Regions from separate parts of the Homo sapiens genome. Here region 1 is linked to region 2. A link is a loop called in an ENCODE intact Hi-C map of the cell type or tissue named here. Cell type or tissue: MCF 10A. All regions are shown on one strand. Links, peaks and the distances in the headings refer to the core of each region. The heading gives the core; the rest is flanking DNA.

Region 1 (16,329 bases), core at 3,632-11,631, 720 kb after region 2:
TGAAACACTAATTGATATGATGGCTGAGCTATGAGACTCACATTGCTTTGTTTTTATTGAGTGTAAGATAACTTGCATTTCCTTATCAAAGAAGACATCTTAGACCAGGAAATGATATTAATTAATTACCAGCTGTAACTAATATTCAGCTAACAGATTAAACCATTTGAGGGAGCACATTAAACGTAAGCCAGGCTGGAGACATCAGTGATTCTTACTACATATGCTAAAGGCTAACCAAGGGTTTTTAACTTAGTTTTAGCAAGTGAGGTCTCTGTTCCGACAGTCACTCTAGAGGCTTCTCAAGTCACTAAGAACAAAAGTGAAATTCCGTGCTTACAAAGCTGTATACGGAATGTTCCTTATTTTAACTTTGACATGTTTTCCTGTCATATGTCCCTTTTTCTCTCCAGCATAGCTGCACTGGCCTAGCTCATGCTTAGCTGAGCAAACACTCTCCAAATTCAGATTTTAAATACTGTGGCTTCTACCTGGACTGCTGTTTCCCCAGATAGCATTGTGACTTGTTCTTTTTCTTTTTTAAATCTTCTATCAGAGATCTTCTCTGACCACCTGCCCAAAACATTACCCCTGATCCCTTACTCCAGCAGAAGCCCTAAATCCCAATTTACCTGATGATATTCTTTCCTCACAGGAATCTTCAATTATGGTAGGTCTACTTATTTGTTTATTGTCTACTCTTGCCATGGGACATAAGCTCTATGAGCGTAGGTTCTGTGAACACTGTTAGAGCCTGTTCAATAGTGTTTATTACACTGCCTGGCATGTGGTTGCAACTGGATAAATACTTGCTAACTGAGTAAGTGAATAAATGAGTGGGGAAGAATTACATTCAGATGAACCCAGACAGAAAAGAAAATATTTCTCCATAATTTCTAGAAAAGAAAATATTTTGCAGTCTGAGACGTCCTTTCTTAGAGGCCCCACTTTGTCCTACAAAATTCAAAGATCATTTTTTCAAAATGGTAGCTAGCCTGAGACTTGTATTCTTGTACCAGTTGCATGATGGACAAAATTAAAAAGAATCAATACAAAGAGGAGAGGAATAAATTCGAAAGAAGACAATATCCTCAGAGGAGAGGCCAAGATACTGCTTGTCTCAGTTTAAATGTATTTATAATCCCTTTCCTTATCCCATTAGCATTTCCAGCACAGTATACTAACTGTTTCCTTGGCTCATTTTCAAGGTTTATGTTTTCTGCTTCAAAATAGTGGTACTAAAAGGTGTTGAAGGAGGGGAACAGGAATAAAGGGTGCCTGAGCTGCCCCAGCAGCAGCAGGTCTGAATCCTGGGTAGTTAATTAAATTACAGACTTTTAAATCTCACTTTCAAGGACTCAGAATCTGAGAATCTGTACATTTGTTAAAAATTAGATGTTTCAGATAATATAATGTAAATATTCATATTCAATATAATCTATTTGAAATGTGATCATTCCTCTAAATAAGCTAAGCAATTGGCTGTTAATATTTCAAAGGGCAAAATGTAATAATAAACTAACTGGAAGTTTGTCTTCTCTTTCTAACCATCTTAGGTACATAATTTCTTATTTTGATTAATATGAAGTTGAAGATTTAAGCAATCTCTTTAATTGTATTTGCAAAAATCTGCATTTGAAAGAAAACACAAGCATTTAGAGAAAGGGAAAGGTCAGCTGTACCTTATATATTATCAATTCAGATTGATATATAAATTATAATTAATTCTCATAGCAAGGTGAAACTTTTTAAATCCTCTGAACACCCATGCATTCCTCCCTAATTTTCCAACAATGTTTATAAGAAGAAAGTGCATAGAAGATATTAATGATTTGAATTTTACCATTTTACATATTATTATCATTTGGCTTATCTGTAATTATGAAGTGCTGTACTTCTTGGCAGTGTATACTAATCCCTAGTCTAACTGTGCTTCCATTCTCACTAGGGGAGGAATTCCATGGGAAGATGGTTCTTCTTTTCTGGGAAAAAGTGACTGGCAAGGAACTTCATGATGCTCATTTATTCTTTTCCTAATATTAGGTTGATACAAAATTAATTGTCATTTTTGCCATTACTTTTAATGGCAAAGGCCGCAATTACATGGCAAAAATCACAACTAAGTTTGCACTAACCTAATATTTATTGAGCACACTTGGTATAATAGACTATATACTATGTTCTGAGAGTATGAAGAAGTAGAATAGACAGTTCTTGACTTTAAGGATTCAGTATTCATATAAAGTCCTCTCAAAATGGACCCTAGAGAAGGTGACTATAAGTATAAAAAGCTTTGCAATTTTTCCCATAAAGTATAGTAATGTCAAAATCTCAATATAGATTTAGGATCTTGATAGAGTAAAAGATACATTTCCAGAAATCTCAAGAGCCTCACTGGCCTTTCAGGATCATCAGTATGTTATGGCTCAAATACCTTTGTAGTCTTGGAAAACGTAGTTAATACTTTTGGTCTTCATTACACTTGTCTTCAAAAACTCATTACAAGATGTCTAAGAATCTTAACTAATGTCAATAATTTAATTAAAGAAATTATTTGAAGTCTTAAATGCCAAATAATTAAGGTAGTACATATATAGAGTCAATAATATAGAAGTATATAGATTCTTTTATCTAAAAAACTGATGTATTTGATATGACATGATTTATGACAGCAAATTTAGGCTAAATGCAGCTTTATAGTATTTAAAAATCAAATTTCTGACATTTATAGATATGTTTTCTAAGTATTACTCATTTAATTCAGCAAATAGCTTTGTTAACAAAAATGGGGCTTTCTTTTCCTAGTATTTTTTCTTCATACCAAGTTGGAAATGTTACCTTGAGGGTACATTGATTAGTTATGCATGTTTTAAGTGTAAAATGCTCTGGGAATTAAAATGAAGAGCTAACTAATTTACGTAATAGTTTCTCCATCTCTAGCCCCACATCATCTGTCTTCAAAAATTTGACTTTCATTGGATACTTCTTGAAGAATTACTAAAATATGTCCATTAAAATATAATTATTAATGATATCAGTAAAGAATATAATTTTACTAGTTACCTTCAGAATATTATGCCAAATAAAAATTATTTGTTGCATATTTCCAATTTGCATCATAGGCTTCACCAGTCTATGCACATATGTGTTGTCACATCAACATGAATGCCTGGCTCTTTGCAGAGTACTTTCTCCAAAACTCCTGTGTAATGAGATGTTACTGTACTGATGATAATGACTGGAGGTATTAATCACCCAAGTCCAAGGCTCACCATTCTTTCTGACATATATAGAAAAGTTACCTTCTTCGTGTATTCATCTTTTTTAAGATGATATTTTATATCAATGGCTTGGGCCACTAGTAATAAGATTATTTTTACGATAGTATCCAGACCTGAGTGATAGTTTTTTTCAGCAGAATCACTTTATTTAGACTGTTAGTGCTAGTAATTGGACAACTAAGAATGTGCAAGCCTTCCCAGTCAGAGCCTCATACTGAAGCTTGATCCACTGTTAGCTCATCCTCTGAGCCTATTCCTAAGTCTGTCTCCACACTGAATGTCTGCCGATTAGGATCATTTTGCTCTCAGGACTCATATTAGTCCGGTTGGACTGCTAGAACACAATACCTCAGACTGGGTGGCTTAAACAACGGAAATTAATGCTTTCACCATTCTAGAGGTTGGAAGTCCAAGATTAATGTGCCAGCAGGGTTGGTTTCTTGTGAGGCCTTTCTCTTCGGATTGCAGACAGCTGCTTTCTCATTGTGTCCTCATATAACATTTTCTCTATTGTCATCAGTCTCACTCTCCCACTTCTCCCTCTAGTTTTGTTAGAAGTAATCATGTGCAGATGTGTACGTATACTTAACTAGACAACAATTACGTTCCAGTTCTTACCACCGGATTTCAAGGGCATATGCAAAATGAGGTGTATGATTGCACACCTGTTTAATACTTCTTGAGTATTATTGATGGTTATACAGGCTTTTCAGTCCAGTGTGGACAGAAAGCATCTCAGTGTGTGTTTTCCAATTCTATCTGCTTGCATTAGTCACCAAAAATAATATAAAAATTGAATTTTGTTTACTGCTCTTGAGCAAAAGAACAAATCACTCTTTATAGTCACTCTAATAGTTCTTCAACAGAAAACCCTAATTTCCTTTCCTTTATAAGGGTATATTCTGTTCATAAGGGCTCTGTCCTAATGAACCAATCACTACCCAAAGGCCATACCCTGCCAGTGCTATCACATTGATTACTAGGTTTCAATACATAAATTTTGGGGCACAAAGCCTTTATGTGTGAAGGGCAAATATATTTATTGTCTGAATGCTTTCATTCAGACCATAGCCAATACATTCCAAAAACTATGCTCAATGGTATTTCATTTTTCTTACGTAATGTGTTTTCTTCTTTGGATGAAAGAGCCATGCTGAAACATATGACAAGTGATTCAAAGATATAGGTTTTGTTCCAAAATATTGGAGGGAAAATGCTAGGATTAATGTAATATGTTTTCTCCTTTGGAAGAAAGTGCCATGCTGAAACATATGACAAGAGATTCAAAGATATAGGGTCTAGCTCCAAAATATTGTATATAAGAAGGGGAAATGCTAGGAGTAGAATAAAAAGAAGATGATGATTGAGATTAGGGCCATTGTGTGTGTCTTGGGGGTGTGGAGTGGGTGGGCTTGAAGGACACAGAAATAGGTTTCAAGCCATATTTCAGTAACTATTACAATGCTTAAGTTTAAGAATAAAATCCTATTGAAAAAAAAGACAAAAAAAATTCAGCGATGAGAATATACTTGGCATGTCTCAGAAACAGAAAGGAGGTTGAAAGCAGAATAAGAAACCAGAGAATGATGGTAGAGAAAAAAATGTAACTTCATATACTAGGGTTTTCCTAAGGTTTCTGAAGTAGTTGGCCTTCGTGGCTTTGAGCTGTGAATGTTTAAAGGCATATTCCAATGTCAGAAGATTTAGCTTTGATAATGTTATGTCTGATCTCTTCATTCCACTTATGGGGTAAAGTATGACAGCTTCTGTTGCAGTCTTTGTGAAGCACTCAGCATGGGGTCTTAAAGCAGCATTTAACCTATATCTTTAGATCCTTAAGACTCTCAGTTCTCTAGACTGTAAGTTTCTGAAGAGCATGTCTATATCTAGTTGGGTATAGTGTTGAATGAAGGAACTAACTGAAAAAAAAAAAAAAGTACAATGTGGGGAAACTAAAGTTATATATCCACTATATTCTTCTTATGCTTTAGTTCACATTTTTAACAAATTAATCATTCAGTTTTCTAAATTTATACAATGTTAGTTTTCCATACTCTTCTTAGAAGTTTTCTATTCTTCTTTATCTTTTAAATAATCTTATTTGCAGGAATCACATTCAGTTAACTGACTTTTTCCCCACCCTATGATCTTTTTGTATGGTGAAACTCCCCAAGAAATTTTCTTTGTTTCTACACACTCTCTGAGTTTGAAACTCAGTGGTTAGAAACATAGAAAAATGACTATGTGCTTTCTCCATCTGACTAGGAATAGCTAATTTTGTATTTTACTGCACCTTAGAAATCTGTCAAATGGGCACCTATCCTATTTTACAACCAGAAAAATATCTTCCTATTACTTTTTCCTAATTTTTTCAGAGCATAGGCTCCTCTGCATCCACCTCGACTGTCAACAGGTAATGTGTCCTTACAAAGGAGCCTCTAGAAAACTTGTCCTGATACTCTAAATTATCCCACCACAAGTTGCTGGCCAGACATATATCTTTTCTCAGATGAATCTGACTCTTTTTAACAATCATCAGCCGAAAAAAATAAAAGTCAAAGTTTTAGTAGAAAAAGAAAACTATGTTCAATGACCTCAAGTGGAGAGTGATTGCTCTCTGTTCATGACACACCAAAAAGGCAGACTGAGATACAGGGAGAATGGTAGAAAGACAAAACAGACAGATAGGCATTGAAGTAGGCTTGTCATCTAGAATCTGATAAGAACAGCTTTAACACTACAAAATAGGAAATGGATCTGTTAAACCCAATCTTAGGAAGACTTTGGAAAGATATTTTCCCCTCTAAGTCACAGAGGGGAAAGAAACATAACTGTCCATATTTTGGATAACTAAAAAGAAGCCTATAGATTATATATAATCTATATAATTCATCTATATGATTAATTGGCAGCCTATAAATTAATCTATGTGTAATTTATGTCTCTCAAAAGAACCAGAAGGAGAATCTGAGCTTGAGAATTAGAAAAGAGTAGCTGCCTCATTCTCATTTTTTCCTAGTCCTCAAATCTTTCAATTGTGTTTTGCAAATATCTTAATACCCCTTAATTATTCCCTATTCTCATTTTACATTGAGTGGATCTCTGTCCCTTGGAAGCAAATGAAATTTACTTTGAAATTTTACATTTTTTATGATTTTTTTCCAGTGAAGTATGAGCTTATTTCAGCATTTTTGAAAGTCTGCTTGTGAGGACCTCTAATCTTATTTGATGAGATAAAAATATTTTGGTGCTATAATAAAGTTAACATGGAAAAAGGAACATATTTTTTTGTTGTTGTTGGAGACTGATAACGCAAAGTCTTTAGTGAGATTTGAGAGCACACAGTAAAGAAACCTGTTGAATTTGTTTAACCCAGTGTTTCTCAAATACATTTGGTCATGGAAGACTTTAGTGAGCCTATGGTAATGATGGTAGTTTTGCTTAGTTATGTCCTCAATGGCTAATCACTGCAACAATCTTCTCTATTGGCAGAGCTTTGTCTTCCACAGTAGAGTCTAAATACCCAAACAATCTTTTCCCCAGACTTGCATTCAGCTAGCCATGTGGCCCAGTTCTAACAAACAACAACAAAAAAGGGCTCTTGAAAAAAGAAATATGAAGAGGGCCCCTTTGCTACAGAGACTCCTGGTTTTGGTCATTGTTGTGAAGCTTTAAGCATTTGCCTCCACCTTGTGACCAAGAGGGAAAACTTCCTGATGCCCTGCGATAGCAGAGTGGAAGAGAGGAACTAGCAACTTTGATGCTATTCAAGGGCCAAACCAAAAGCTACCCTTCGACTTATTTTTCCTAGGAAAGTATCAACTTCTTTGATTTAATCAACTTTATTTGGACATTATGTTACCCAGTTAAACGCATGTAAAACAAATAGCATTTGAGGATGCTGTTGTGAGCTTAGGAGTATACAGCAGAGATTTTTGGTTTGAAGTAAACACAGCAAGGCCACAAAAACTCTTAGGGATGTTGATATTTCTCTTGCACAAATGCCATTTCAATTGTGAAACTGAAGAATAGAGAATATTTGGCAATATCCCTCTATTATTTATACATAAAGTACACTATTAAAACAACTGGCATGATTTTCACTTTCACTGGAAAGTTGTTTATAATTGCCTTTGGACAGTTAAAACTAAAAATATCTTCACATTTTGATTTACCCTTGGTCTACCTCATGGATACTTTCACATTTTAATATTATCATATGATAATATGATTAATAGTTGAAAACTATCATGTTTAGGAAGGTATTAAAACCCTCCAATATGAAAACTGCTATTTTAATTTCAACATATTTTAAAAGCTGGTATAAAAAATGTAGCTATACAGATGGTATCTTAAAATAAAAAAATTAACTCCAAACTTTATTGGCTGAGGCATTTAAAATACTTTTCCAAAAGGGTAAAACAAATTATTATTAGCCAAACTCAATACATACAGCATTTTCTACCTCAAACTTTTGTGAAAAATGAAAAATAATTTTTTTCTCTGACTAGTTATTTAAAATGGCCTACACATAACTCCTTTTAGGCAACATTTTTAACTTCCAGAGCCAATTGTTTTTTCTGCCAGTTACTGTAATTGGTAACAGTCTTGTCTAATTTTAATGATTTTTATACAGCTATTGCCTATACCGTATATTTAAATCAGTAAAATGTTTTAAAAATTGGAAAATAATGAATTTTAGGTTATACATTTATTAATTTAAACCCAGCTGTTGTGAGGAAAACACACACTTTTTTGTTTCTTTGTTACTATTGTTCCAGATCAATAATCAAGTTTATTTGAAATATTTTCCTTCATACAAAGTTTTATTCAATATCAATGTTAATAGTCTCAAACATTTGACTAACTTTACTTACATGTTTTTACTGTCCTCTTGATTTTTGAAGTGACAGACTTTTCATTTTAACTTGGATTGGATTATAATGAAATACAATTTCTGATGTCTCTGCTAACTATTGCAGGGAACACTATTTCTTGAGAATGTCTGCTTTTATTTTGGAAAATCCTATATACCTTGATGAGAAAATTTAAAGCTTTCCATTTTTTCATTGCATAAGGTAACATTCAGATTTGTTTATTGGCATATTACTGAGTTTAAAATATTAAATATAAAGCCAATATTATTACAAATCTTTGACATAGCCAAATCTGAAGATCTAAGTACTATCTTAATAATTAAACCATAAACCATAATGAGAGAAAAAAAGGAAGATATTAATTTACTGCCCCATTTTGTCATTCCACAGGATCTGCAAAATGAGTCCTGTACACTAAATATGACTTTGTATGTGTGTGGCATTGTTATTATTCTAGTTTAAGCTTGCATTTTTTTCTTGTTTAAAATTATTTCCTACTTTTAGGTTACTTTGCCTTATATGATTACTGTGTCTCCAGTTTTTTTTCCTCCCTTAATTAATCCTATTATATTGCTCCTAAACACTTTAGCTTACCTTATAAGATCTTGATATTGCTGCAAATCATCTGTTGAGTCTTTTTCTGTTCTTACTGTGGCCACTCACCCAATATTCAGGCACTAGTATCTATACTTTTTCCCAAAAGGCTATGTGTATACATGTGTCAGTGTCTTTGTAGACACTCTATCCTCTGCATGCATAAGCTCCTTCAAATTTAGAAGGAAATAAAGTTCGTTGAGATACTATGAAAATGATAATACCCACCAATTTACATATGCCGGAATTAAAAAATGTTCTCTCTACGTACATATATATATGTATATATATACATATTCTTCGACTATTTTCTTAGAAACATTTTTTTTCTGGCTGGGCGCGGTGGCTCACGCCTGTAATCCCAGCACTTTGGGAGGCCGAGGTAGGTGGATCACGAGGTCAGGCATTCAAGACAAGCCTTGCCAAGATGGAGAAAGCCCGTCTCTGCTAAAAACACAAAAATTAGCTGGACGTGGTGGCGGGTGCCTGTAATCACAGCTACTCGGGAGCCTGAGGCAGGGAATTGCTTGAACCCGGGAGACAGAGGTTGCAGTGAGCTGAGATCATGCCACTGCACTCCAGCCTGAGCAACAGAGTGAGACTCCATCTCAAAAAATATATATTTTTTTTCTTCTTTAATCTAACGACTACTTATTTGTACTCCAGGAAAGTAACACAAATGTTCACTTCACATACAGAAAACCATACACAAAGTAATGAAATAAACATAAATTAAGTAAACAGTTAATTTAAGAATATGATCACCCATTCATATTCACCACATAGTAAAACCATCAACAAAACTATTGTTAATATATACATCTAAAACAATGTGGTTTTGATGCTCCTTCAATTTCTTCATACTTGGGAGTCTTTGGAACTCTTACCAGATCTTGCCAAGGGATGTATGTCTCTCTTTTCAACTTCTCTGCTTTGCATTCTTTTAGGACCTCCATTATGCATCATACTTAGATTCTGTACCCTATACCAGCCTGCATCCCATTCCACTTTGAGCCCCACAGGGTACCCTTGATCTGACAAGTTACTTTCCTTTTTTAGGGCAGATATATTACATAAAAACAATTATTAAGGCCTCTCTGTAATGAACAAGGTTTAAATGTTAAAGTTAAGGAACATTGGTCTATCAGTTGTGATTTCTTCAGCTTAATGTATTTCTATTTGCTCACACACTTGTTCATGTAGTCGCATCACTCCAATTACCAGAAAACATTTACCTTATGTCCTCTACTATTGGACTTCAAAGTCTAATTTCTCATCACACAATTCCTCCATCCTAGTGGAAGAAGTTCACATTAAAAAAAGAAAAAAATCAACACTAGTGCTTATTTTACTTTTTAGCCATCTTTTTCCTTAATGTATGTAATACATTTTTTCCCATTCTTTGCCATTCCTGTGAACTCTATACAACCTTCAGTGCCCCTGCAGATATCACGTTTATGATCATTTGTGACTCAACAGTTAGTCCCTTATGATCCTCTTACACTTTGGTCATGTAGGGTTTATCCCCTCCCATATCATGGATCATTTTCTAGTCAATCCCATTTATCTATAAAATACTGAACAATACTGCATTAGTTTCTGGAGACTTCCTCCAAAGAATTACCACAAACTTGATGATGTAAAACAAAGGAAATATACTCTCTTACAGTACTGGGCATCAGAAGCTCAAAAATCTTTTTTGCCAGACCGAAATCAAGATGTCAGCAGGGCTCTGATCCCTCTGGAGACCCCAGAAGAGAGTGTGATTCTTGTCTATTCCAGTTCCTGGTGGCTGCCAGCACTCCTTGACATGCAGCCATGTTACGCCAGTCTCTGCCTCCGTGAACACAGAGCCTTCTCCTCTGTGTGTCTATGTCTATCATCTGTTCCCATTTCTATCAACTCGCCCACTGTCTCTTATAAAGACACAAGTGACTGCATTAGGGCCCACCTGCACAGTCCAGGATAACCGACCCATCTCAGAATCTTTAACTTAATCACATATTTTTGTCATATACACTAATATTCACAGGCTCTGAGGATTAGGTCCTGATATCTTTGGGGGATGTTTTTTAGCCTGCCATAAACAGGATTCGTATTTGGATCACTGTCACATTGTGAATGCATAGCTGATATTTCTATCATATAGATGGCCCACAAACCTATCTTGAAATTGAATTGACTGAAATTGGGTGGTCTTGGAATTCTACACGTTATTTGGTCAGCACTGATTTATGCTTAAAACTAAATACTTCAAAGCAAGTAGTAGAAAATTTAATGAAGAAAATAAAGAATTATTAAGATCATGATGTCATATACTTTGTCTATTAGCTTATTATTCACCATGACCTTATGAGATAAATATTATTATTTCCATATAATACATGAGTAAACAGGTTTAGAAACATTGATTTTCCTAAGATTTCTAGTGTCAGATCTAAGGTTCCAAAACCCCGTTTTTCTTCAGTGAAATCATAGTGCCTCTAAAATAAATATTAGGAAGATAAAATAAAATACTCCTCAGGATGACTTACATATTAACATAAATTACAATATAAAGTGCCCTTGATCATTAAAATCTCAGCCTTGATTTAAAATGAAAAAGCTAACAGTTTTCTTTCTTTGTATTTGTTCATGATAAATGTGAACTTTAAGCAGTGACTATCTAGCAATAAATTGTTGGAAGCTCTCCTGTTTGTTTTGTTGATGCTGTATATAAACGAGTATTTAGAAGAAGAGTTCTGTTTATTCCTTTATTTATTATAGCTTAACTGTTGCAAAACATTATGTGCTGCACGATCCTAGCGCCAACAAATAATGAATAATTACCTAGTACTGGGGTTCTAAATAAGACCCATACCAACAAACAGATGTCAGTAGAATTTTGGCTCCAGGTTTTTGCCTGCAGGAAGTCATTAAAAGATAAGTGGAAAATCAAGTCTGTTCCCTTAGTAGCAGGGAACATTTGGAGCTATACAGGGAGGCTTATTTTCGGACAACAGCAATAGCTCCCACATTAGATGGTAATCACTCTTGTATTTATAGACTCCTTGTAAATCAATCTCAGACAGGCAATGAAATGATCTTCTTTATATTTACTTTTAGGCTATTTAAGAAAAGTAGCTCTAAACAAACCGAAAATTTCTATACAATCCTACCCCTTAGTCGATTTCATAGTTCAGTCTTACAAAATCATATTGTGGTTATCTGAGAACTCTTAATGACTTTTCAGTATCCGGAAAGTAGCATTATATTCCAGCTGTGCAAGCACTGAAATTTGTATTCCAAGTTGGTTGATGCTTCGGAAGAAAGTCGTGATTGAAACCAGGTGCAGATCATTATCCTTAATAATCAGTGTTTTCTTTCCCTCTTTCTTACGTCTTAGCATCTTAATGATTCTACAAGTTACTTTTTTCAACTCATAAGTTTGCAGTGACCTAAATGAAGGTGTATTTGCTTAGTAATATGATTTTTTTGGTCACATTAAATAAAAGTTAAATTTCAGACAGTCTCCATTAAAGAACAATTCTTGACTAACCCATATTTATAAGTAATGACAATGAACCATTAAAAGAATCTAGGCCAATGAATACCAAGTGATTTTTGGATATCAGAAAGTAGCAAACTACATATTAGAAAAATATATTTTGCTTAAGAAAAGATCAAGAAACATGTGAGAACTCCATGTGCTACCATTAACAGGGTAGAGAGAATTTCTAAGGCCATAATGACACACACTTGCCATTTAAATTAAAGTGATGTATTTATGTTTCCACAATTTTTATTCAAATGTAAAAATTGAATTATTTCTCTAAAATTATGAAATTTCAAGCCTTTTTACACATACTCTTGAATTACTGAAATGTTTAAGATTAAAACATAGGAATAATAATGCTTCATTTTTATAGTCAACCTAATATAGTAATGGCATACCAACCAAGTGGGTAATGTGTGTTATAAATTATATAGGTAAATAATATGTGCAGTGTAGGATACTTATAGCTATTACTTGCCAATCTAAGTAGAAGAATAATATTTAAAAGAATTACTTTCTTAACATCAGATTTTTTTTTCTTTTGCCTATTACATCTTACCTTGTGGATGTTCCAAGTAAGAAAAAAGTTTAAGTAGAAACCTACTTAAATTTCAGCAGTTTTCTACTTTCAGTTTTATGGAAAAAAACAGGTGGGAAATCCTAGCAGACTGTGGCAATACAGCATAATCACTTCCAGCATGAATCCCAAATTATAGCTTAATGTTTCAATGGCTTCAATATTTATGTCACTGAAAGCTGCCTGAGGCAGTAGCACCGCTTTGCACTGTGTTGTTTTCTAGAGTGCTGATAGATATTTTTTATTTTTTCCAACTAGTAAGTTGTGTTTTGGTAAAAGTTGTAAAAGTTACACAACATCACATTTTAATTTTCCTTTGCTTTTTATATGGGCAGAAAGTATCAGTATGAGTGAGTCTTTTTTTATTGTTTTAATAAGGTTTCCCAGAGGTAAAGATTCTACAAACATTCCTAAAATTGTAATTATTTATATAGTTAATGATGAAGTTAGATGAATTGTCTAGCTTCCCACAACTAAGAGGCAAACCTCGGATAAAAACCCAGGAGACTACCTTCAGAATCTACTTTTTAACTACAATATCATGTCTTTCTAAAAGTTACTGCCTCTTAACTGGTTCTATCTATTAACTTCTGTGTAACAAATGACCTTACAGGGATGGACTCCAGGGTGTCCATACTCCTGTCTGTTTTCCTAGTGAGTGTGAGTAGAATCTGTGATTTGCTTCTAACCAACAGAATATGGCAGAGGTGATGGGATGTCACTTCCTTGATTATGTTACTTTACATGAGGCTCAGTCTTCCTGGAATAGTCACTCAAGAAACTGTCCTTACTGGCTTAGTAAAGTAAGCAACTATGTTTGGAAAGCTCTCATAGCAAGGAACTGTGGGCACCCTCTAAAACATGTGGGTGACCTCTAGATAGAGTGGGTAAACTCAAGGAACTGTAACCTCTAGGTATAGTGGCTGAACTGAAGGAAATGTGGGCAACCTCTAGGAGCTAAGGGAAACCACCAGTGAAAAGCCAGCAAGAAGGTGAGCCCTCAGTCATACAATTACAAGGAAATGAATTTTGCCAACAGTGTGGGTGTGCTTAGAAGTAGATTCTTCCTTCCCCAGTTAAGCCTACAGACAAAAACAGCCAAACTAATGCTGAATCGCAACCTTGACAGACTCCTAGCAGACGACCCATCTAAGCCATACCCAGGCTCCTGACTTATGAAGTCTGGGAAATAATAAATACATGTTGTTTTAAGTCATGGTTTGTCTAGGTAACAAACTTAGACTTAATTTTTTTACACAAAAAATTTGGACGAAATTGCATACTTTGTTGTACAATATGGTAACTAATGCAATCCCCAGATCATGTAGTTTAAAACAACTGTTCACTGAGCTCATAATTATAAGAGTTGGCAATTGGTTTTGTCCCAGATGGATCATTCTTACCTTCACTTATTGGCTCATTTGTCTATGGTCAACTGGTAGGTAAGCAACTGTGAATGGTTTCTAAAGGCTTTGGCTGGGAAGTCTCTCCTCTCCATGTGATTTCTCATCATCCAGCTGGGTATTCCAGATGTGTTCCCGAGGTGGCATAAGAGTTTTAAGTTCAATGAGAGAGTAAGCCCAAATATGCAGCTGCTTTTCAAGTATCTAATATGTCACATTTGCTAATGTTCTGTTGGTCAAAACAAGTCCCATGACCAATCTAGGCTTAAGGATTGGGATATAGACTCCACCTCTTGAGGGGAGAAACTGCAAAGGATTGTGGCCACTTTTGCATTCTGCCACACTGGCATTCTCCATTTCTGTAAACTATACCCTAATTCACCCACTTGATCAAACTGAAAATTTCAGAGACATCTTTGGTTTCTCTTGTTCTCCACTTCATTCTTGACTTTTGCAACCTAAACATAATTGATTCATGCTTTCCAGTGGGATGTATCCAATCCAAGGCACTAACGTATCTCACCTGGACTGATGCAATATCCCCATAATCATTCCTCATACTTTCATTCTGCCTCCTCCATCTTCTATTCACTACACAGAACCTGGATCATATTTTCATAATGCAAATATTATTACATAACTGAATGTAGTTTGGGATCTGTATAACAAATCACATTTAAAAATTTGTAAAAATAGGAAAAAGTGATGGTAAGCACTGATGAAATCCAAAAATCTAATGGTTAAGTGGCTCTATAGCCCCCTAGAGTCTAATATTCTCATAATTTTGTAAATGTTCATACTGACTGGTACCTTTTAAAGACAGCAGAGGAAGGTCTACAGTCCCAGCTTGAGGCCTTATGTTTATATTATGCATCTTCTTGCTACTTCTATTTTGAGTGATCATTCCTAGCTAGCCACTGAGTCCTAGCTGAGACTGTGTCTACTTCTAAAACCACTAACTAGCTCTAGGACAAGAAATCCCAGTAATGTTGTAAATTATATTTTTTAAAAGACCCTAAAAAGAACAGACATTTAAACAAAACTCACAATGAAAAGAAACGGCACATTCAGAATTATGCTGAAGAGGGCAGCATGGGATCCATATATAAATAACAAGTGCTGGTTTGGGGCTAACATTTTCATTCAACAAATGTTTATTACAGTATTATAGGGATGTAGGACACTCCAGTGAATAAAACAGACAAAAATGTCTTCAATCCCATGGAGCTTATATTTTCTTGTCTATTCTCTTACTTGTCCCATCTACCTGTAAAAATAGGGTCTTAGACAGACTGCAGAATTTTATTGAGTTCAGAAAAGTGTGACTGAGCTTGGTCTATAGTTGACTGTGCCTGAAAAACTGAGCTAGGTTATATTTAGGTTGAAATAATCTGTCCAGCTGAGAGAGAATCTAGCAGAAGAACATAAGAGTTTTATTTGTCTGGTACTAAGGCCTCATCAGAGAATATAAGAAAAGCACTGAATACTTTTTTCCATTGATATAATTGATTCCAAATTTATGTCAATGAATATTGGAACACAATTACAGCATCAAGAAATCCATATTAAGTCTTTTTATGTTCTTTTTTTATCCTAAAAGCAATGTAATATTAAAAATTGATGTGACAAATTGAAGCTAATTCTACACAAGGAAGCAAGGTATGATGTTGGTTCAAAGTCATAAATGGTTGACTTTTTATGGTAGGAGAGTGTATTATGAAAGAAAACCTGAACGACAGTAGTAGTATCAATGATTGCAAACATTTTGTTTATGGAAGTAGTTGGTTTGGAATAAAGGTGGGGATGGACAATCTAACTGTTAATTATGTATCCACCTCATTTTTCAAACAACTTCAGACCCTATTTTCCAAGAAGATGGATAAAATAAAATTTTCCAACTCATAAATAATAGAAACATAACTAAATCTGATAGTTACATGAATGTAGCATTTGAACTTTAACGGTACAAAATTGGGCCAGATTTAGTCTGCATCATGGGAGGTTAAAGCAGGAATAGTGTTAACAGGATGTGCTCTATTTAGTAGAGAGGACCCTACAGTGG
Region 2 (16,329 bases), core at 2,962-10,961:
AGGAGAATAGTAAAAATAACAGCCAAGTCTGTGGAAGTAAATACTGAAGTCTGAATATATATGTCTTAGCATTACTAAAGTGCTGAAAATTAAAAGTCAGCAGAGAACTCTATAAATGGTGAAAATATACTTCAAAAATGAAAGCAAATAGAAACACATTCTTAAGCAAACAAAAGCAGAAAGAATTCAACAAGAGCAGACTCAACTATAGAAAAATACTAAAAAAGTTCTCTGGGCTGAAGGAAACTGATCTAAAATATAAGCAAAGAAGTACAAAAAGGAATAAGCAGAACTGAAGAAAATAAATAGAAGAGTAAATAAAAAAGCTATTGAAACATGATAAACCCTATGCTATGTATATTTTACTCAAATAAAAAAGAGCCTTGACTGTTTAAATCAATAGACCATGTTTAATAGTGTTTTTAATAAATTCAAGAGTATAATATGAAACAATAGTAGCAAAAGTGTCAGGAAAAGGTAAAGAAAATAAAAGTGTTGTGATGTTTTCCCCATAGTCTTGATGTGGTAAAAATATTAATTTAGAATAAATTGTAATAATTTAAGCATGTTTTGTTGTAATTGCTAAGTTAGCCACTAAACCAATAATATTGAGATACATAAAATAACTAGAATACATGATGTAATGAGATAGTCAAGACTATTTGATTAAAATAAGAGAAGGCAGGAAAAGAAGAGAGAAAAATTGAGGCAAAAGTAAGTAGCAATATGCTAGACTTAAACTGAACTGTATCAGTAATTACATTAAATATAAATGGATTCATCACCATACTAAACATACAAAGATTGTCTGACTGGATAAAAGCATAAAAGAAAACTCAAATATATGATGATTACTTTTAATAAAATTGTACATATAAATTGAGAGTAAATGATAAAAACCAATATGCTAGAAAAGTATCAACCAAAGTAAGAATGATATTAATGTATTAATATCAAGCAAATGATAATTTTAGTTAGAAAGTATTATTAGATAAAAAGAGAGTCATTTCATATTAATAAAAAGGCTACTTTAACAGAAAGATGTAATAATTGCAAATGTGTCTGAACAATGTTTGCTGGAGCTGGCTCATACTGACTCATAGGAGCCAATTATACACATCTTTTGCTAATACAATGTCTCCTGATGACACGTTGGTAACTTGAAATTGACCATATTGTGAGAATTTACACCATGAAACTCAGCAAATTTTACAAATCATGGTTGTTCCCTTTCCTTTTAAAAAATAGTTGGTTGTTTTACATTTACCAGCATGCCTCTTTGCATAAAACTATTAATACATCTTCAAAATATAACAGAAATAAAAGAAGTAAGCAATCCACCATCATAGTTTGAGATTTAAGCACACTGTTTCCAATATCCAATAGAAAAGAAATAGAAAAATAAGGATATACAAGATATAAGCAACATTATTAACCAAATTAAGTTTTTTATATTAATAAAACACTGTCTTCAACAATTGCAAGATGCATATTCATTCCAAGCAAATCTCTACCAATCTCAAAAAATTAAAGCCACTCTAAGTATACTCCCTGACCACTAGACATTGCTAACAGAAAATAAGTGGAAAATTCACAAAATTTTTGAAGTTAAGCAACCCTTTTTTTTTTTTTTTTTTTTTGAGACGGAGTCTCGCTCTGTCCCCCATGCTGGAGTGCCCAATCTCAGCTCACCACAACCTCCACTCCTGGGTTCACGCCATTCTCCTGCCTCAGCCATCTGAGTAGCTGGAACTACAGGTGCCCGCCACCATGCCCGGCTATTTTTTGGGTTTTTTTTTCTTGTATTTTTAGTAGAAACGGTGTTTCACCGTGTTAGCCAGGATGGTCTCAATCTCCTGACCTCGGCCTCCCAAAAGTGATCCGCCCACCTCGGCCTCCCAAAGTGCTGAGATTACAGGCGTGAGCCACCGCACTTGGCAAGCAACACTTATAAATAACTCATGAGTTAAAGAAAAATATAATATAAATGAGAATATGATTTGAAATAAACAATAATGGAAATATATGTTAAAATTTGTGGGCTGATGCTGAAGCACTGATTAGAGAGAAAAAAATATAACTCGAATGAATTAGAAATAAAAAACTGTTGGAAATCAATTATCCAAATTTCTAATTCAAGAAACTAGTAAAACATTAAATGAAATCTAAAGAAAATAGAAAACAGCAAATAATAGTGATGATCACATAAATCACCCTCCAAGTTCAAGGTGACAACTAAAGTATTTAAACTAAGGATACCCAATTCTGTTGTTACCGGGCATGGATGTGACCTATACTGGCATCAACTTTCATCCTTCATCAGCAAAATTATCCTGGTGGGGGTTAAGATATTAGAAGCTGAGTTTCAGTGCCTGAAATCTCCATCAAGCTGTTCTTGTGCATACTGCCTTTATCCTTATTCTGTATTTTCCTTCAAGCCAAGTAACCTTGGCAATGGGTAAGTCTATCGTACTGTGTAAACTTGGACTACCTCAAATTGAAACTCACTCTGGCAGGCTTGCAATTAAAATCCACTGGGGCCGGGTGCGGTGGCTCACGCCTATATTCCCAGCACTTTGGGAGGCTGAGATGGGTGGATCACCTGAGGTCAGGAGTTCGAGACTAGCCCGACAAACATGTCGAAACCCCGTCTCTACTAAAAATACAAAATTAGCCAACTGTTGTGGCACATGCCTGTAATCCCAGCTACGTGGGGGCGTGAGGCAGGAGAATCTCTTGAACCTGAGAGGCGGAGATTGCAGTAACCCAAGATCACGCCATTGCACTCCAGCCTGGGCAACAAGAGCAAAGCTCTGTCTCAAAAAAATATAATAATAATAAATAAAAAATAAAACCCACTGGAAATGAAATGGGATAAATTTGAATCCTTACTTTATTTGCACAGACACATGCACACAAATGCCAGGTAGACTAAAGAGTTAGGTTTAAACAAATTTAAAATAAATACATATATGTTTCATTCTTTTATAATTTTTTAATTATCTGCTATATATGATGATATGTCATTTTAACTTACTATTATCTTAGTGCCATCTATCTATAATTATATTTATTTTATAAATATATTTATTAAAAAGTATGAATAAATATCAAAAAAGGAAGGCTTAATGCATAAAGCAATTTGCAAACAGAACATATACACATTAAAACTTTGTTAATTAAAAATTATATTTGTGAAAAAATCATATATACAAAATGTGGAGAAAATTTAACTGAAAAATTATTCTTAACACAAACACTTCTTGCAGTAACAAAAGCACTAAACACTATCTAAAGAAAAATGTTAGAGTAGGATAGATCATTTACTTAAGAACAGGCATTAACGTGACCATTACCAATAATTAAAAGAGATAAAAATTAAAAGAAAATTATTTTTTGACCAATTTTAACACAAAAATGTAAAGGAGATGATAATCAATTTTGCTGGAAAATTAGGTAATATAAATATTATTATTAAATAAAACTGAAATATAAATGACTATTACTTCACTAAAAAGCAACTTAGCAATAAAGAATCTTAAAAGTACTCATACGTAAGTTGACAAATAATTTCAATTTTTTAAAAGTAACAAATAATAATTAAAGATTTTGTGAAATATTTAGGTACAGAGTGTTTATTCCAGCATTTTTAATAATGGATATAATTAGAATATTTATGAAAATTGTCAAATTATGCTACACCCATCTGAATTAAAAATTGTGGTTTGGGTAATATTTAATTATGTGCATAAAATTTATAATAGTAAGAAGGAAAGTCAGTATATATTTTCTGTTATAGTGAGATACATTAGGTCAGGGGCCAGAAAACTAACCTGTGGGCCAAATCCAATCGCTGCTTGTTTTGTAAATAAAATTTTAGTAGAACACAGCTATGCTCATATAGTTATATATTGTCTATGACTCCTTTTATGTTACAATAGAAGAGCTGAGTAGCGAGACATTATGGCTCACGAAGTCTAAAATATTTATTGTCTGGCTATTTCACAAAAAATTTGAGTGCCTTGGGATTCATTATTTCAGATTAATCTTATCACTTAGGACACCTTCACAATAAAACCAGGTGGCCAGCCATGGTGGCTCACACCTGTAATCCCAACATTTTGGGAGGCTGAGGTGGGAGAATCCCCTTGAGCCCAGGAGTCTGAGACCACCCTGGGCAATATAGCAAGATCCCATCTCTACAAAAAATTAAAGAAACAAATTAGTTACCCATGGTGGCACACACTTGTTGTCCCAGCTATGTGAGAGGCTGGGACAGGAGGGTCTCTTGAGCCCAGGAGTTTAAGGATGCAGTGAGCTATGATCATGTCACCGCACTCCAGCCGAGAGACAGGGTGAGACCCTGTCACAAAAGGGGAAAAAAACAGGAAAACATATGTTTTGAAATAAATACTTTCATAGAGGCATTTAGAAAGCTGACGAGACAGTAAAGAATTACCATAACATATCTTGGTATAATCAGAACCCAGAAAGGAAAACAGGCAGCCAATTTTTTTCTGCACTGTGGGCATTCACCATTTGGGGAAGACACAAGCTTGCTTTTTGATAGCCTTATTAGGCTAAAGCAACAAAATTCAAAGTTGGAAACCTAAATGAATTCACCCACAGGATAAGGGAGAACTGGAAGTAAACCACACTCTTCTTACAGGAACCCAGCTTTGAATTGCTTAGAGCACCAAGGAATTTTAAAGCACAAATTTGGCTTAAGGTAGTCTCACACTGAAAGTTCTTCTAGCCACCCAGAAAAGATAAGTTGTAACTTTAATATGAGGAAGATTTTTTTCTTAAGCACCAAATTATTATTACAAATGTCAAAGACATTATACGGGAGAAAAAGCACCTAGTTACCATAAACTTCATAAGGAACAAAATAGATATTTGATATTGGAATAAATATATACAGACTATAATCAACAATACTAATTCTGTTGTTTAAATGTAAGAGAAAAGTTTGACTAATGATATCTGAGGAAAGAAATTATAACAAAGTAGTAGCAGATTTTAAAAAGAACCAAATATAATTTCTAAAAATGAAAAAACCCATTTTAATCATCAATGGACAGCTTAATAGCAGATAACACAGTTGTAAAAAGAATTCGTGGACAGGAGGGCAGGTCAAAAGAAATAATACAGGATGCAACATGGAGACACACATGTGTGGAAAATACACAAGATGAGCTAAGAGTCAATGAGGATAGAAAAGCCAGAGCAATGTTGGAAGAGAATTTTAAAAAATGAATGGAACATACCAATTAATATATCCAAGAATTAAAAAATTCCAAGCAGTAAAAAAACACACCTATATGCATCATAAGGAATATGCAGAAAACCAAAGAGAAAATATCTTAACCTTGTTAGAGAAAAATATTAATTTAAAAGCAGTAATGGTTAGATTTACAAAGACTTCTCAATAGCAATAGCAGACGCCACCAGGTATTAATCACTTCCATTTTCAGGAAGAAATAACTATCTATATAGAATTCTATATACAGAAATAATTTTTTGAGAATAAAGTTTTGATTCATAAAATTTATTTTATTTTATTTTTTGACAAGATCTCTATTGCCCAGGCTGGAGTGCAGTGGTGTGATTTTAGCTCGCTGCGACCCTGACCCCCTGGGCTCAAGTGGTCCCCTGCCTCAGCCCCCCAAGTAGCTGTGACTACAGTCACAAACTACCTCTCTCAGCTAATTTTTGTATTTTTTGTAGAGACGAGGTTTTGCCGTTTTGCCCAGGCTGGTCTCAAACTCCTGGGCTCAAGCAATCCACTCACCTTAGCCTCCCAAAATGCTGGGATTGCAGGAGTGAGCCACCGTGCCCGGGCTGATTAATAAAATTTGAGAGAATTTGCCACTATAAATACACATTAAGGAGAGAAAAAAGATATATTTCAGAAAACTGAAACTGATCCTAAATATAAGGTCTTAGGATGAAAGAAGAAATGAAAAACAAAGAAAATGGTAAATGTTCAAGTAAATATAAATGAATACTGACTATAAAATAATAAAAATATTACCTTACATGGTTTTAAATACAAACATGTATGTGTATACACCCATATACATAAAACACATGACAATAGTAGGTAAACTGTGAGAAGGATTAATAAAATTAATGTCTTTTAAGTTCTTCACAGTGTCCAGAAAAACAGAAAGGTATTAATGAGCTGTGACAGTTTTCTTAATAAGTCATCTTGCTTAAGTCAGCATTCCCAGTTATTGAGTCAAACTAATCTAAATGTTGGTGAGAAAATATGTTGCCAGATACACTCCCAATCAGTTGACTTTAAACAAGCTGATCATTCTAGGTAATCTAGATAGGCCAGATCAAATCATTTGAAAGGTCTGAAACATAGGGCTGAGGCTCCTCTGAAAAAGAGAGGGAATTCTGTGGAAAGCAGCTTCCTTTCCTGTGAGTTCCATCCTGTCTGTAATCTTCCTTTTCTGACTACCTGCCCTGTGGATTTCAGACTTGCTTATCTCATGCTCACAATTCCTTGAGGCAATTTATTTAAAAAACAAAACAAAACAAAACAAACAAAACAAAACCTCTTTTTAAGTAGGTAGATAGGAGATTGGTATGTCAATCAATTAATTGACTGATAGATAGGTAATCTTCTACTTCTACTTAAGCTTCCCGCATTGAATCCTGAGTGATAAATTATTATTAGACTTTAGTAAGTTAAGAAGGCATATGCTATGCTCTGAATACATGCAACCTCCCCACAACCCCCAATTTATATGTTTAAACCTAATTACCAATGTGATAGTATTAGGAGGTGGGGACACTGGGAAGTGATTAGGTCGTGAAGGTGGAGCTGTCATGATTTGGGATGTGTGCCTTTATAGAAGAGGCACCACAGAGCTGCCTTGTCCCTTTCATCATTGGAGGACACAGCCAAAAGGCACTGTCTATGAACCAGAGAGCAGACCTCACCAAACACTGAATCTGCTGGTACTATCTTGCTGTTAGACTTTCTAGCATTCAGAAGTGTAAGAAATACATTCCTGTTGTTTATAAGCTAGGCAGTTAATAATATTTTGTTGTAGCAGCCCAAAGAAAAAAGTTTTAGAAGTGCCCATTAACATGGTGGAACAAATCCATATGAAAACATTTTGCAATATTTCATAAGAAAGAAAACACCATATAAAATTATATTTTACAAAATAATGTGAAAGTTTTTATGGGCACTAATTTTCCCTTGACCTTTTTGCAAATTTGTATTAGTGAACTCATATAATATGTGATTCCACATTGCACTATTTCGATGTTTATAATTTAAGTAAACATATTCTACTCCACTAGATGGTGCTAATACTCTATCATAACAACACAATCCCCGGCCCCTTCCGCACAAAAGGAAAACTGATTAATTACAAGCTGATATGTTTGTTTTTCACTTTCAAAATTTAGATCCATTTGATGATGTTCAGGTTATTGGAAAAAATAAATAAGTAAAGTAATCCATTAACACAAAAAAAGTTTAGCCCGCTCACTTCCTAGTGAGAAGTAAATGCTTTCCCTTCTGGTTATTATTATATTTCCAGGTGATACGTTTGTGCCCCTAATTCTTGATTTCCAAATATAGTTCATTGCTTTTAACAACCAGATGTAGAAAACAAGGATACATCTCTTCCACAAAATCTTCCTACCAACTTCTCACAATATTTACTCTGTGAATATGTTTACTATATATAAAGAATTATCATATTGATTACCTTTTCTCTTCAAATAGTACTTAAAATTCTGGTGCTTTTTCCATCAGTGTTAAATGGCATCTTTTGATTCTGCTTGTAAGAAAAAGATATGACCGCCCCTGTTCTATTTTCCCTTGCTCCTACTACCATCTTCAAAATCTTAGTTCAGATCATCATCTGTCACTTTGGTCATGAAACTTGCCTGCTAACTAGCCTCCAGTCCTCTACTCTCCTGTTACTTCAGTCTATTCACAGAGTGACAAGTGATTCTTGCAAATCTGGTCATGTCATTCCTGTGATTAAAATTCTTCTATGACTTCACTTTTTACTTATCCAGCATTGCTAACTCCTTTCCTTGGTTTGGGAACCCCTTATCTGGCTCTTGCCACTTTCTCGGATCTCATCATGTTAAATCTCCCATGTATTTACTGTGCAAAGTCACGCTGATTTATTTGTTTATATTTTGTTGAGCATTTCAAACTTATTTTTTCCTTAGATCCTTTACACGGGTTATTTCCTCCTCTTAGAATAATTTTACGACAGATTTCTGATGACTGGCTTTGTCTCATCTTTCAGGCCTCTACTCAAATGTTCTGTCCTCAAAGTGATCCACTCATTCTAGTCCCCAAGACCAAGCCCACCTAATGTCTCTACATACTACCATCCCCATCTCTATTTTCTCTTAGGCCCTACTTTACCTCCTTCACAAAATTTTTCACAATGCTATAACTATTTTTGTTCATTAGGTTTTCTATCTATCTCCCCACATCAAAATGTAAGCTCCCCACAATTGAAGAACAATGTTTTTCATAGTTCGTGGAAGAATTTTCATTAATGTCTAGGTCTTCTCACTTCAGATACACTTTCCTGTCTGCTTTTGTTCTAACCATTATTGTATTGAGTATTATTGAGATAGGAGATGGGACTTGGACACTGGACCAAATTGAGGATTATCCAAAACAGGTCTGAGTGGAAGCCCCTCCCTGTAAGACACACAGACCAGTGTGCTATGACAGTTTACCATTACCATGGCAACACCCAGAAGTTACAGGCCCTTTCCACAGCAATGACCCAACAACCGGAAGTTACCATCCTCCTCCTGGCAATTTCAGCATTAACTACCTCTTAATTTCCATATAATTAAAAGTGCATATAAATATGAGTGCAGAACTGCCTCTGAGCTGCTACTGTGGGCACACTGCCTATGGGTAGCCCTGCTTAGCAAGGAGAGGTGCCTCTGAGGCTGCTATACACTGCCACTTCAACAAAAATTGCTGTTTAACACCACAGGCTCACCCTTGAATTCTTTACTGGACAAAACCAAGAACCTTCCCAGGCTAAGACCCAATTTGGGGGCTTGCTGTCCTACATCATTATCAACTCATGCCATAGCAAAAGTATTTAAGGTAATGATTCACTGCACTGAGTTCTAATAATAATTAGGTATATCTTGTGACATAACTTTTATTTGCCTGAATTGACTAACAATCGAATGTTCAAGCTCAGTTGAACCACCTTCAAGTAGACAACAAACGGTTATTTTGGCCCAAGTAGTCAAACTCTCAGCATGTATGTACAACGGGCTTATTAAATAGGATGCATACAAATTGAAAGGCACAGAAACATTTTTTTGAGATGTGATTTATCTTAAAACTAAAAGAAATAGCCATCTCATTTTTCTCATTCTAGATTAATGAGTAGACTAAGCCATCATATCTAAGTATTTGAGTTTAAACAATGAATACTTCATCTTACGTTTACAAGTCATTTAATTGCCAGTTAATTTTGTTTACAAAACACTACATTGGTGAAGCTTTAATTCATTTGGCTTTATTTTACAATTTAAAATTAGTTTTAGTCTGGATGCAGTGGGTCATGCTTATAATCCCAGCACTTTGACATGCCAAGTCAAGAGGATCAATAGACCCCAGGAGTTCAAGACCAGCCTGGGCAACGTGGTGAAACCCTGTCTCTACAAAAAATTTTAAAAATTACCTGAGCAGGCCGGGCGCGGTGGCTCATGCCTGTAATCCCAGCACTTTGGGAGGCCAAGGCCGGCAGATCACCAGATCACGAGGTCAGGAGATCCAGACCATCCTGACTAACACTAACACGGTGAAACTCCGTCTCTACTACAAATACAAAAAAATAGCCGGGCTTGGTGGTGGGTGCCTGTAGTCCCAGCTACTCGGGAGGCTGAGGCAGGAGAATGGCGTGAACCCGGGAGGCGGAGCTTGCAGTGAGCCGAGATAGCGACACTGCACTCCAGCCTGGGCGACAGAGCAAGACTCCATCTCAAAAAAAAAAAAAAAAAAAAAATTACCTGAGCAAGGTGGCTGTAATCCCTGCTACTTGGGATGCTTAGGTGGGAGGACTGCTTGAGCCCAGGAGGTCGAGGCTGCAGTGAGCCATGATTGCACCAGTACGCTGCAGCCTGGGTGACAAAGTGATTCCCTGTCTCAAAAAAGTAAGAATAATACTAAACAAAATCAAGTTTTTTTTTAGCCCATGAATTAAGAGTGTGAATACGTTTAACTACTGGTAAAGAGTAGGAATGTTTTTACTATAATTTGAGGAAAATAGTTATATAATTTTGGTCAAAGCTAAAAATCAATATTACTTAATATTTTAATAATCTTAATTTACCTAATTTTTTCACTTTCAAATTTTAAGGGGGCATTATTGACATACAAACACCAAGCTAATTACTTATTATTGACATACAAACATAGAACTAATTACTTATTTTCAATGTCAATATATCTTTTAACTGTTAGTTGAAAAGTGTTTTTATTCAAATGAAATAAATCATGATAAAATTATATATTTGGGAAATCCTTAATCAAATTTGTGCTAGATTGTTTTGGTAGACTAAAGTTGGTCTCTTTGTTCAATTATTCTATTTTTCTAAAATTATTTTGTGCATAAAAAACAGTAGATATTATTTTTTAAATAGCCTACTTCTAAACTTAGTAGGTATCAGAATATATTATAAAGCAAAGTTACAAAATCAATTTGGAAAAAAATAAAGCAAATGAACAAAACAGAAATAGCAAAAATAGGTATTTTGCATTAAATTTCTTTCTTATCTTCTCACTGATCTATAGTAATACTATTTATTCAATAATCCTTTGGCTTTGGTATACACAGGGGATATATATTCCAGGACTCCCACACAGGCCAAAATCTGCACATACTTAAATTCTACATTTGGCTCTCTGGAAACCGCATGTACGAAAAGTCAGTTTTTCCTATGCTTAAGTTTTGCAACCCACCAATACTGTATTTTTGACCCAGGTTTAGTTGAAACAAATTCACATAGTAAGCAGACCCCTGAAGTTCAAGCACATATTGGTCAAGGGTCAATTCTATATGCATATATACGATATGATCTAATTAGCTTTTCAAAATAAGAAATATTCAAATTATTTTATAAATAACATGAGAATAAAGATCATTTCAGAAGTAACATATATACCTTTGTAAACAGAGTAAAGAATTGTTTAAAGAAACAAACTCTAGAGACAAAGCAGAATAGAGATTATGTCACACTTAATAGGCATTTGAGAAAGAAAAAGAAAAAAGAAAAGAAAAAAATTTAGCTAGGTGTGGGAGGCTGAGGCAGGAGGATTGCTTGAGCCCAGGTGTTGGAAGCTGCAGTGAACTATGATCGCACCACTGCACTCCAGCGTGGGCACTCCAGCCTCAGGCAACAAAGCGAGATCCTGTCTCAAAACAAACAAACAAACAAACAAACAACTTAACAGTGAAAAGAGCAAGAAGAAAATTCCAGAACCATAAAAAGCAGATAGGAGAATAGACGATAGTCACATGAAGTTGGATAGAATAACAAGTATGTCATAATTAGAGATAAAACAAGATACTATCAGAACATGGGTTGAAATTCCACAACTTTCTTGAAATGTGTATTTGAATAGCTAATTTCTAATGCCAGTTATTGTTCCAGTCACAAAAAACGAACTCAGCCACAAAGAGACAGTACAATTAGGACCCTGAAAATAGAGAAAAAAAAAAAAAAACGCAACACACATTGTACCAAGTATTACTAAGTAGTACTTGTGGAAGTTAAAGTGATGGAAAAATGAATGAGCGAAAGAACAGATGAGTAACAATGAAACTATCTGGAAGCCTTTCCATTATATCTGTAGATTATGGACAGCCTGTGGAAAAAGCGTAGTAGACAGTAGTGACTAGAAAATATAAGAGAAGACAAGGTGATAACTGTTTAGTGCACTTAAAACTCTGTTGCAAGAACCCAGGAAACTCTAACATTTGTAATTCCATTGTACATCTGACCTATGTGTCCTAAGCTTAAATTTATGTTACAGTTCAGGAGTTTCTGAAAGAATATTGCTTTTTCCTTTTCTTTCTTTCTTTCTTTCTTTTTTTTTTTTTTCTTTTTGAGATGGAATCTCCCTCTGTCGCCCAAGCTGAAGGGCAATGGCATGATCTCAGCTCACTGCAACCTCCGCCTCCCTGATTCAAGCAATTCTCCTGCCTCAGCCTCCTGAGTAGCTGAGATTACAGGCACGCGCCACCACGCCTGGCTAATTTTTGTATTTTTAGTAGAGATGGGGTTTCACCATTTTGGTCAGGCTGGTCTCGAACTCCTGACATGGTGATCCACCCACCTGGGCCTCCCAAAGTGTTGGGATTACAGGTGTGAGCCACCATGCCCGGCCTGGAAGAATAATCACTTTTCTATCTATTACATTTCCAGTTAACAAGGTTTATGAAAAACTTGGCTAAGTTAAAATGTCAGAAGAAATAAAAGTGTTCTGTCAAATGTTTTTTCTTTCCTTTTTATTGTTTCATTTTTTGATGTTCAGTTACTTTATTTCCTCTGAGCTATCTTTTTATGACTCCTTATAATTTTAAGCTAAAATGCAATACTTTTTTGTCAATTACATCATCCCCTTTCCATGTACTATGGTTTTGTGAAGAAATGGGTAAAGTACACGTTAGTTAACTGAGCACGGGATAGATTGGGTGGCAGAATCTCAAAGGCCTAGGCAGGTGGGGGATGGTGTGTGTGGGGAGGAGGAGAAGGCATAACTGGGAAGAATGAAAAGTGGCAAAAGACTGCAGAATAAACAATCGAGGATTAAGCAAATAAAAGTGGGTCAATGTAGACTGGCTCAGATCTTAGAAACCAAAGGCCACACATGAAGAACATTTACCAATCTGCTTTTGAACTTATATTTGGGAACTTACTTCTACCTAAGAATAATTTTAGTTAGCAATACTTAGATATTTCATTTTTAGTTTAAATTATATGTAGGCAAAAGAGTAGCATATGCATTCCCAGGATATGCCTAAATTTAAAATAAGCAAAGCTTGCCTTGGCAGACGTCTCAGGCTCGTGCCATTTCTGTGGGCATTTTCTCTACCCCTTCTCTTATAGCACTCACTATAGCACTTCAACCAGCAGATCTGTCCTACCTGGGAAAACCCCATCTTCCAGAATCACTTTGTTCTATTCTTATCCTCATCAACATCCATTTCTACCCTCCCCCGCCCACTGAAATTGTTTCAGGGAAGTTGTCAGATGATAATAATTCAAAGTAAATTATGAATAATACTAAATTTAACTATCCTAAAATATGTATTCAGTGTATTTGTCATTCCATGTAAATGACAGATTGGTTGAAATTATAGTAATATTAATATCAACACGTAAAGTATTTTAGGAGGAGATGAGATATTGAAGCCAATTGGGCCATCGCACAATTTAAATCACACCATATAGATAAATACACATACTACTATCTCTGAAAATATGGGGGTTTGGGGGAGCAAAGGGGAATTCTTATTTATCACACTGAAATTCAAACATACAATTTAGGATTTTAGACCACTATTCTCCTTTCTCTGACTGTAATGGAATCCATCAATCTCTGATCTATAAAGTCTTCTGGGACCTGAAATAACGTTTCTGCACTCTAAATCTCCAGGATTAAAAAACATGTCTCCCAAACAACACAGCCAGTATTTACTTGAACATGTTTCAGTAGAGTTTTAATTTATTCACTTTAATCATCTTGGAATTTCTGGGCTGTGGCCTAATTTCATATAGTACACAATTGTTAGACCCTAAATCTAAAAAATCTGCTTGGTCATAATATATTCAAAACCTTGGTCATACTATATTTCAAAAAGGTGAAATTAGGTGGTACGATTGAGAAACTGTTATTTTAAACTTTGTCCTGTAAATCTGACCCAATTCTTAGTAGCCTGCAGTGACCCCCTGAGCCAGACTGTTAAAACAAGGAGGCAATTAACGTTCCTACACAATTGGAAATGTTATTGTAGACAATATATTGCATTAGAAAGGTTCTATGTAGTACCCAATATATTAAAAAAAGAAAACAAATAGAAAGCTGAAATTACAAATTATTCCTGCTGGCTATAATTCTTTCTTAGTAATGAATAGTGTTTTTTTTGAAGAAAGTTCACTCTTAACAGAGCAGAAGTAATGCTAAAATGTTATGCTGTTGAATAAAGCAGATTGTGATAGTATTCAAACTATCTTCTCAATTTGGTATTCAGTATTCAATGTGGAAAATATAAACAGAAGCAAATATTGAAATATATGTGAGTATTTTTCATGATCAAAGCTACTCTGTTAAGTAAAAATTTTTTAGATATGGTAGATTAATAGAACTGATGGACATCTCGAACTAGTTTAGTTTCAGAGAGTATTTGGGAAACAAGGAATAAATTAGGAGTCTGATATCCACTGAAAATTCATGTAGTTTTTCTCCATTGGCTTTTGCATTACATGTGCTTTTATGAAAATTATGAGGCTGGCCTAAGCATTGCTTTAAATACAAAGTTGTGCTTTATCTTTTAGGAAATAATCAGATTTATATCATTTTCACCATAACATATATAGTGCCGATGTTCAATTCACCAGTAGAAACTGATACCACATTTAAACACACATTGATGAAAAATAAAATAAAAGTGAAACAAGTCAGCAATAATCAATTATGTAAATAAGATGTTTAAATCACTATTGTTTAATTATCACATATACTTTGATGTACTCTATTTTAATAATATTTCAAATTCAACTTTTTAATAACTTAAACTGTTTATTAAACTTGCCATTGATTCTTGATTTTAAAGATTAGAAATAAAACAAATCTCCCTTATATGACAAATGGTATCTATGTAAAACTGGAGCAAACAGTATGTAGGTATGAAACGTTAGAAACATTCCCATAAATTTAGTAAGAAAAGACAGAAATATTTACACAAAGAAACAGAAAAAGATGTCTTTTACAATAGGTAATATTGACATTGTTCTGGAACTGTTTGTAAATACAAAAAGGTTTCATTTTAAAATACTAATTATAATATTTATATGTACAAGGAAATAATTGTTTTCTTCATTTAAAAAGTGGCTACATATAAAGTTTACAAGCCAAAGAACAAGCAATAACATTAGAAAATATAACTGAAAATAATTCAACCTTTCAAAAGGTATTAAACATATTTGAATATTTTTTAAATTACCAAAGTGTATAACTATAAGAATATATCTGCTTTTATTTTCTAGATTGGAAGACTGAAACAGAGATTTGTATTATTTGCTAATATTCTTCAGTTCCTAGAGGCTATGTAATGGTCACTCAATCAAAATTTCTTTACTAAGTGAAAAGATTTTAGAAATTATGAATAATATGTAATTCATTCAGTTTAAAAATGTTTACCAAATATCTATCACATAACTGGTTACCTATCAAAAACTAGGAAAGCAAACCTCCTCCAAGAATAAGCTTTTTAATCTATCAAGAAGCAGTGATATAATTAAATTTTATTATGAATCCAGAAATTGTCTTACTGAGGTCAGAAAAAAACTCCTACATTCATATTCACTACTCCAAAAGACTGCTCTTCAAGAATATATGTTATATACAACTACAGGAAAAAAATCTCTATTGAACAACTTAACTGTTACAAATATTGTATATTCAATTGGGTTTCAAATTTATATAATATTTTTATTCTGATAATACAAGTAATACTTGTCTACAAGAATTCTAAGGTCATGACAATATCAGTTGTAAATGATAAATGAATTTTTATTTAGGAAGAGTTAAAATCATATTTGAAATAAATCTAATCATTATGATTTGATGGCTTTTATTGACTATGTATATTCACATCCTTCTTAATGCTTTCACATAATACATTTTGGTTATACTCCTAAGCAAAAAAGTAAATTACATTTTATGATAATTACAAGGGAAATGATTATTCCAGATCATAGTTTTTCAGAAATGTTTATTAAAACATTTTATTCTATTTTATATTAAATATAATTATGATGAATATTTAGATATACCATTCAAATAAGGTTCTTACATTTTTTAAACTCAACAATGTCAAAAGCCACTCAATTGTCAAGTTACAGAATACTTAAGCACATTTTCTAAATCAAATTTTTATTACTCCTGTGAAAAGCATCATTAGCAAATGTTTCATAATACAGTTTTCAGAAAAGAGTCTCTTTTAATCTTACCTTCTGCTACACAAATAGCCCATAACATAAGGCAAATAATCTTTGCTAGAAGTCTCATTT

What was found. Hi-C counts contacts between places; a loop is a spot of excess contacts. Peaks named below come from ENCODE experiments on the same cell type or tissue, not always from the same donor. Only the 100,000 strongest peaks of a DNase experiment are listed, where the experiment ranks them.
Region 1: a loop joins it to region 2, with 3 times the contacts of the local background. A loop is called at or near these places in 3 of 110 quality-filtered maps.

The regions. Positions count from the first base shown.
Region 1 is chr1:195,930,694-195,947,022 of GRCh38, reverse strand. No RefSeq gene overlaps it. Among named protein-coding and RNA genes, the nearest start is that of LINC01724, 150 kb to the left of the region's middle. In MCF 10A, for the core only: a CTCF peak has its summit at 6,983 (motif pointing left); no DNase peak of the experiment used is centred there.
Region 2 is chr1:196,652,116-196,668,444 of GRCh38, reverse strand. CFH (complement factor H) reads right to left here. Exons shown (of 22, transcript NM_000186.4): 1 at 16,270-16,329. The coding sequence starts at 16,327. Among named protein-coding and RNA genes, the nearest start is that of CFH, 8.2 kb to the right of the region's middle. In MCF 10A, for the core only: a CTCF peak has its summit at 7,332 (motif pointing right); a DNase peak (open chromatin) is centred at 7,364.